2 separate regions of the Homo sapiens genome follow, and region 1 is linked to region 2. Evidence: read pairs that join two places in POLR2A ChIA-PET (ENCODE). Cell type or tissue: HCT116. All regions are shown on one strand.

Region 1 (4,000 bases), 130 kb after region 2:
TGGTTGGACAGGCAGCCAGCAACATCTGCTCCAGTAAAGGCAAAGGCACCTGACTCTAGGCCTGGCACTCACACTTGTGAATGCTTGCTGGCTGGAACTCCAGGCTTTGTCTCTTTCACGCTGACCTTTGAGATACTGTCGAGAAGAACACGGCCATTACTTCCTGTCTTCCCAGCTTGGTCATGCTCGGGGTGGCCCTAATGAGCAGCGACTATCATGCCCTGCCCTTGGCCACTGGCTTTACCTTGTGTGAGGATGAGGTTCTAAAGTCAGTGTGAGGCGGGGCACGGTGGCTCATGCCTGTAATCCCAGCACTTTGGGAGGCTGAGGCGGGTGGATCACCTGAGGTCAGGAGTTCGAGACCAGCCTGACCAACATAGTGAAACCCCATCTATACTAAAAACAAACAGCTAGCCAGGCATGGTGGTGTGTGCCTGTAATCCCAGCTACTTGGGAGGCTGAGGCAGGAGAATCACTTGAACCCGGGAGGCGGAGGTTGCAGTGAGCCCAGATTGCACCACTGCACTCCGGCCTGGGCAACAAGAGAGAAACTCTGTCTCAAAAAAATAAATAAATAAAAAATAAAGTCAGTGTGTATGTCTGTCACTCTGCTGATCCAGAACTAAATTTTGTAGTTTTAACTTTTTTTTTTTAACAGAAATAAAACTATGTGATGTATTGTGTATAGTCACTTTCCAAATAATGTAATTCTGTTTGAATTTTTTTGAAGGATCTTAGTGAATTTGGGATAGCACCTAAAGCGATTGTCACCACAGACGATTTTGCCTCCAAAACCAAAGACAGAATACGAGAAAAGGCTAGGCAGTTGGCCGCTGCTACTGCCCCTATTCCTGGAGCCACCCTCCTTGATGACCTCATAACGCCAGCAAAGTGAGCATTTCCTTCTGACTGTCATGATCTTAGCACCGGTGTTTTGCATATGTGTGATTCTCTTGCTGAGGGATAGTTTGATTGCAAGTGAGACAAGCCTTCTTAGGCTCAAAGTCTAAGTGAAAAAGGGGGTTTTGCGTAAAGGATCTTGCACTGTCATTGCACGGAGAGATTAAGAACTCCAGCCACTAGCTGTGCTGCTGGGGCTCTCAGAGGCTGGAGAGCTGTTAGGAATTACAGTGACTTCTCCCACCACCCCTCCAGACCTTATAGCCTCGCCTCTGTCTGCCTCCTTCTACCCTCACTTTCTGTGTATCTCCTTGTGCTCCTGGGCTTGTGGCCTGATATGGCAGCCTTAGACCTTCAGGGATTCCCAGGCCACATGCTTAGCAAAGACTGTCTAGAGTCCCTGTGATCCCATCGTAAAGGCCCAGGAGAAAGGTCATCTGATTGACTTCCCCAGTTCAGGTGTGCACCCCAGTGCAGCCTGCTGTGGCTGGAATGGCAGGGTCACGCCAGATGTAATGTGGGTGAGGGCAAGGGCCCAGGCAAGACAGGCCTAGGAACTGAGCAGGAACTCAGAAGCCGCTTATTTCATATTCTTTGTTAATGTTATTTTGAAAAGTTCATTTTCAATGCCTTGCTATCCTAGATTATCTGTTGGTTTCGAATTGCTAAGAAAAATGGGTTGGAAAGAAGGACAAGGAGTTGGTCCTCGAGTAAAGAGACGGCCACGCCGACAGAAACCTGGTGTGTATGTTAATTGATTAACTGTTATCACTGCTGCAGCGTACTTTTTTTTTTTTTTTGAGACAGGGTCTTGCTCTGTCGCCCAGGCTGGAGTGCAGTGGTGCGATCCCGGCATACTGCAGCCTTGACCTCCCGGGCTCAAGTGATCCTTCCACGTTAGCCCCGCAAGTAGCTGGGACCACAGGCATGTGCCACTGCGCCAGGCTAATTTTTTGTATTTTTTGTAGAGACGGGGTTTTGCCATGTTGCCCAGGCCCAGGCTGAGGATTGCCTGAGCAAATTCCAATAAACGAAATAGCTGGGCCCAGTGGTATGTGTGTCTTCTAAGGCTTTTTATGTGTAATGCATGACAGCTTCCAGAAAGGCTGTGCTAGTTTATGCTTCTGCCAGCAGCATGTGAGAGTTCATGTTTCCTACCCTCCCCCAAGCTGTCACAGTTTAACATTATTACTTGTTCCTTATTTCTTGCCCTGAGTCTCCCCAGCCAGACTGTAAGTGACTCTTTGAGGGTAACAGTCATTTCTTTTGGGTTCCTTATGCTGTGGGGCAGTATTGGTTACTCATTGAGCACATTACTGCTAGGTAGGGCAGGTGCTGGTAGAAAATGATTCCTGGCTGGGTGCAGTGACTCATACCCATAATCCTGGCACTTTGGGATGCTGAGGTGAGATTATCTTTGAGCCCAGGTGTTTGAGACCAGCCTGGGCAACACGGTGAAACCCTGCCTCTACCAAATATACCAAAATTAGCCAGGTGTGGTGGAGCGCACCTGTAGTCCCAGCTACGACTCAGGAGAGTGAGGTGGGAGGATGGCTTTAGTCCAGAAGGTTGAGGCTACAGTGAGCTATGATCATGCCACTGTACTTCAGCCTGGGTGACAGGGCGAGACCCTGTTTCTAAAACAATTCCCAGTTATCTTCCTCTCACCGTAATGCTGTAGCACATTTTATAAATGTACCCATGTACCTCTGAAGAGTTATCAGTGAGGTTTTTTTTTTTTTTTTTTTTTTTGAGATGGAGTTTCGCTCTTGTTGCCCAGGCTGAAGTACAATGCGCGATCTCGGCTCACTGCAACCTCTGCTTCCCGGTTCAAGCGATTCTCCTGCCTCAGCCTCCTGAGTAGCTGGGATTACAGGCTTGCGCCACCATGCCTGGCTATTTTTTTTGTATTTTTTGTAGAGACGGGGTTTCTCCATGTTGGTCAGGCTGGTCTCCAACTCCCGACCTTGTGATCCACCCCGCCTCAGCCTCCCAAAGTACTGGGATTACAGGCATGAGCCGCTGCGCCCAGCCTTTTTTTTTTTAAATTTTTTGTGGAGGCGGAATCTCACTATGTTACCCAGGCTGGTCTTGAACTCCTGGGCTCAAGCGATCCTCTCACCTCAGCCTCCCAGAGTGCTGGGATTACAGGTGTGATCCACCGCGCCCGGCCTGGTCGGGGTTTTCTATTTGTAGTCACTCATGACTATTGCATTTGAAATCTCTTTTCTAGATCCTGGAGTCAAAATCTATGGCTGTGCATTACCCCCTGGAAGCTCGGAAGGATCTGAGGTATTGCATGGTGTGACTGACCTTCACTTTGGTACAACAGCACCTGTTTCTGTATGACTGTGAAATTTGGTTGGAGACAATTTTAGAAATCAGATCCAATAACTATACAGTTAAATACTCATACCCTAAAGCTATCCTCATTATATCAGCATACATATTCAGCAACATGCCAGCACCACAGATACCCAGGTCTGTTCAGCTTCATAAAATGGAGTTGGTGTTAGCATCCTTTGTGCCAGAAAGTGATTTAGTCATTTATAACAGCACCAATGAAAGTTTGCTAATTGTTCTGTGTGGCATTAATCACTGCGTTTTCAATTAGTATTTTGTGGGTTTACTTTGCATCCTTCAGTGACTCACCTTAATTCCACTTTAAACGGAAATAGGGTGAAGATGATGACTACTTGCCTGATAATGTGACCTTTGCACCCAAAGATGTCACACCTGTGGATTTCACACCTAAAGATAATGTGCATGGTCTAGCTTACAAGGGCCTGGATCCCCACCAGGCACTGTTTGGAACTTCGGGAGAACATTTTAATCTTTTCAGTGGTGGTTCTGAGAGAGCTGGCGATCTTGGAGAAATTGGACTGAATAAAGGAAGAAAATTGGGAATTTCAGGCCAGGTAAAATTATTTTCTATTTTATAAAGGGGGAGTCATTGATAAATGAGTCTACTTTCTTTCTTTCTTCTTTTTAGAGGTTCTTTATTTTCTTTTTTTTTCCCCCTAATCCTCAAGTGGAATCAGGTCAAAGATTCTTTCTTAAAATGCATTTTTAAAATGGTGACTTTGCCATTTCATTATTA
Region 2 (4,000 bases):
AGGATGCAATAATGGAAAACAAGCCAGGGCTGTGATGTCTCCAGGAAACCCACAGTCTTCACCCAGGTCTCTGCTTACGTCTCCTGGATGAAAAATGTCATTGCCTCCAACTGAACATGATCCTGAGTCCAACGGCCTTCCCAAGATGGTTCTTAGATCTGCAACAGGACTTGTGACCAACAAGGAATGCCCAATTTTTATAAATGGGCAAAAGATGTGAACAGATGCTTTACTAAAAAAGATATAAAGATGACAAATAAGCACATGAAAAAAATGCTCAATACCATTAGCCATTAGAGAAATGCAAAATAAGACCAGGCGCGGTAGCTCACGCCTGTAATCCCAGCACTTTGGGAGGCCGAGGCGGGTGGATCACTTAAGGTCAGGAGTTTGAGATCAGCCTGGCCAACATGGCAAAACCACATCTCTACTAAAAATACAAAAATTAGCCGGGTGTGGTGGTGCATGCCTGTAATCCCAGCTACTTAGGAGGCTGAAGCATGAGAATCGCTTGAATCCAGGAGGCGGAGGTTGAAGTGAGCTGAAATCGTTCCACTGCACTCCAGCCTGGGTGACAGAATGAGACTCTGATCAAAAATAACAGACTCCATCTCAAAAACAAAAAAACAAAAATAACCACAATGAAATACTAGTACACGCTCATGAAATGTCCAAAATTTTAAAAACTGACCAAGACAACCCCTTGTGCTCTTTTATTCTAAACTGGGCCTATGAGAATGGATTCCACAAAGGAGGGCAATAAGAAGGGTTGTTCTGTCGTCAACAAGGTTGTGACCAGAAAGCACACTATCAGCACTCATGAGCACACCTATGGAGTGTGCTTTAAGACACTGCCCCTGGCATACACAAAGAGATCTGGAAATTTTCCATGAAAGAGCTAGGAACTCGAGATGTGTGCATTGATGCCGGGCTCAACAAAGCTGTCTCAGACAAAGGAGTAAGGAATATCCCTCACCCTATCTGTGTACCACTGTCCAGAAAGCGTAATGAAGATGAAGATTGATCAAACAAGCTCTGTACATTGGTTAGCTATGCAACTGTCACCACTTTCAAAAACCTACAGTCAATGTGGATGAAAACTAACCACTGACTGTCCAAGTTATAAAAGACCACACACACACACACACACACACACACGCACTCACACGCATGCACATGAACACACACACACACACACACACACACACACACACACACACTCTGACCAAACCAAGTGTTGGTGAGAATATGAAGCAACTGGACTCATATACTGTTGGTGGGAACATAAATGGGACAATGACCTTGGAAAATAGTTTGACAGTTCCTTAATAAATTAAATACCTGCCTAGTATAAGGCCCAGTTATAGATATTTACCCGAGAAATGAAAGTATGTATCCAAACATTTGTGTATACATTTTTTTTTTTTTGAGATATAAGTCTCGCTTTGTTGCCCAGGCTAGAGTACAGTGGTGCGATCTGGGCTCACTGCAACCTCTGCCTCCAGGTTCAGGCGATTCTCGTGCCTCAGCCTCCCCAGTAGCTGGGACTACAGGAGTGCACCACCACACCCAGCTAATTTTTGTATTTTTAGTGGAGATAGGTTTTCACCGTGTTGACCAGGCTGGTCTCAAACTACTAAGCTCAGGTGATCTGCCTGCCTTAGCCTCCCAAATTGCTGGGATTATAGGCATGAGCCACCACACTCAGCCAGTGTGTAAATGTTTACAGCAGCCTTTTTCTAGTAACCAAAAATTAGAAACAAACTAAATATCCATCAACAGGAGAATGGATAAACAAACTGTGGCATATTCATATAATGAAATACTACTCAGTAAGGAAAAGGATGAATTATTGACTTTCGGAACACGCGTTAATCAGAATAATCATGCTGAGTGAAGGAAGGCAGTGTATTTTATGTAACTCCACTTATATAAAATTCTAGAAAATACAAGCTAATCCATAGTGTGAGAAAGGAGATGAGAGGTTGCCTGGGGATGAACAGGAGCATGAAAGGTGGCAGAGAGGGGCAGGGGGAAGGAATTACAAAGGAGCATGAGGACCCTTGTCAGAATGATAGATATATTTATTATCTTTTTTTCTTTTTCAGGAGCTACCCTATTAATTATCTTTTTAAAATAAACTTTTTTAGAGGCAGGGCCTCACTCACAACAGCCTCACTGTTGCTCAGGCTGCAGTGCAGTGACATGATCATAGCTCACCGCAGCCTTTTCCTCTTGGGCTCAAGTGATCTTCCAGCCTTAGCCTCCCGAGTATCTGGGATTGCAGACATGCACCATCATGCTCAGATAATTTATTTTCTTTTGATTTTTGCTATAGATAAGGATTTGCTATGTTGCCCAGGCTGATCTTAAACTCCTGGGCACAAGCAATTCTCCTGCCTCAGCCTCCCAGGATCAGTTTACCCTAGGAGTTCAAGACCAACTTGGGCAACATAGTGAGACCTCCATCTCTGCAGAAAATTTAAAAAATTAGCCAGGCATGGTGGTGTGTACCTGTAGTCCCAGCTACTCAGGACGCTGAGACAGGAGGATCGCTTGATGCTAGGGGGTTGAGGCTGCAGTGAGTCACGTTCGCACCAATGCACTCCAGCCTGGGCAACAGAATGAGACCATATCTCGAAAAAACTTTTTGTTTTGGCCAGGCACAGTGGCTCACGTCTGTAATCCCAGGCACTTTGGGAGGCAGAGGCAGGTGGATTGCTTGAGCCCAGGATTTCAGCCTGGGAAACATGGCAAAACCCTATCTCTATAAAAAATAGAAAAATTAGTTGGGCATGGTGGTACATGCCTGTAGTCCCAGCTACCCGGCGGGCTGAGATGGGAGAACTGATTGAGCCTGGGAGGTGGAGGCTGCAGTGAGCCATGATTGCACCACTGCACTCCAGCCTGGGCAACAGAGCAAGATCTTGCCTTGAAAAAAAAATTAATAATTAAAAAAAAAAAAGAAAATGGGCTGGGTGCGGAGGTTGATGCCTGTAATCCCAGCACTTTCAGAGGCCAAGGCAGGCGGATTAAGAAAGAGGTCAGGAGTTTGAGACCAGTCTGGCCAACATGGTGAAGCCCCATCTCTACTAAAAATACAAAAATTAGCTAGGCGTGGTGGCATGTGCCTGTAATCCCAGCTACTCCGGAGGCTGAGGCAGGAGAATTGCTTGAACCTGGGAGGTGGAGGCTGCAGTGAGCCAAGATTGCGCCACTGCACTCCAGCCTGGGCAACAGAACAAGACTCCGTTTCGAAGGAAAAAAAAAAGAAAGAAAATTATGTGTATAATTCAAAATTCCCTGTTAACCTGAATACTTGGGCTTTAATGCTTTACATTTTTTTTTAAATACTCATTGCATTCAATCATGAAATGTGAGAAGTTCATGCACCTGAAAAGGAGAGACCTCAAGTCAGTCCATTATCCTCAGAGACACCATATTAATTGCATCATTATGGAATCGTGGTAAACATTTTGAAGGACATGATTCTAACCACCCTACTTATACTTTTCTGGGCAGTTTGAGCAGTTCCAGGATCCAGTACTTGGAGGCTGAGCACAGGGGTGACCTCAGTGCCTGCTCATCTGATACTCACCTTGGTCTCTCTGGAGATGGGTTGGGGCTGCGGGGAGGAGGTGTGCGTGGCACAGCTGCCTTCGGAGCAACGCTGGCTGCAGGTAAAAGGCCATGGATGATGTGTTTCTGCACAAATGAAATCCAACAGAAGTCACTGGGTTGGGTCACTGGATCACCTGAGTCTTGTCACCACTCTCCCTGGGCCTGCAAGGGGACACCTGCACTGGCCACCCATGGATCCAAACCCATCAGAAGCCCACTCCTCCCCTGCCATCCCCAGTCCCCATCAGGCCAGACAAGTGCACACAGCCAAGGAGCATCATGATAGCTGCTCATTGTGTGGCCCTCTTGTCCTTCCCTCCTCAGAGCTTCCCTGGCTGTCCCCAAGAGTCACCCTCTAGCTCTTCCATGTGTCCCACAG

What was found. ChIA-PET counts read pairs that join two places held together with the same protein. Peaks named below come from ENCODE experiments on the same cell type or tissue, not always from the same donor. Only the 100,000 strongest peaks of a DNase experiment are listed, where the experiment ranks them.
Region 1: POLR2A ChIA-PET joins it to region 2 with 5 read pairs; 10 of 35 experiments call an interaction of 5 or more read pairs at or near these places.

Annotation. Positions count from the first base shown.
Region 1 is chr19:33,092,629-33,096,628 of GRCh38, forward strand. It overlaps GPATCH1 (G-patch domain containing 1), which reads left to right. Exons shown (of 20, transcript NM_018025.3): 4 at 731-891; 5 at 1,544-1,641; 6 at 3,134-3,192; 7 at 3,579-3,818. Among named protein-coding and RNA genes, the nearest start is that of GPATCH1, 13 kb to the left of the region's middle. In HCT116, no CTCF peak of the experiment used is centred here; no DNase peak of the experiment used is centred here; H3K27ac peaks cover 367 bases.
Region 2 is chr19:32,962,762-32,966,761 of GRCh38, forward strand. CEP89 (centrosomal protein 89) reads right to left here. Exons shown (of 19, transcript NM_032816.5): 2 at 3,599-3,705. It also overlaps the pseudogene RPL31P60. Among named protein-coding and RNA genes, the nearest start is that of CEP89, 7.2 kb to the right of the region's middle. In HCT116, no CTCF peak of the experiment used is centred here; no DNase peak of the experiment used is centred here.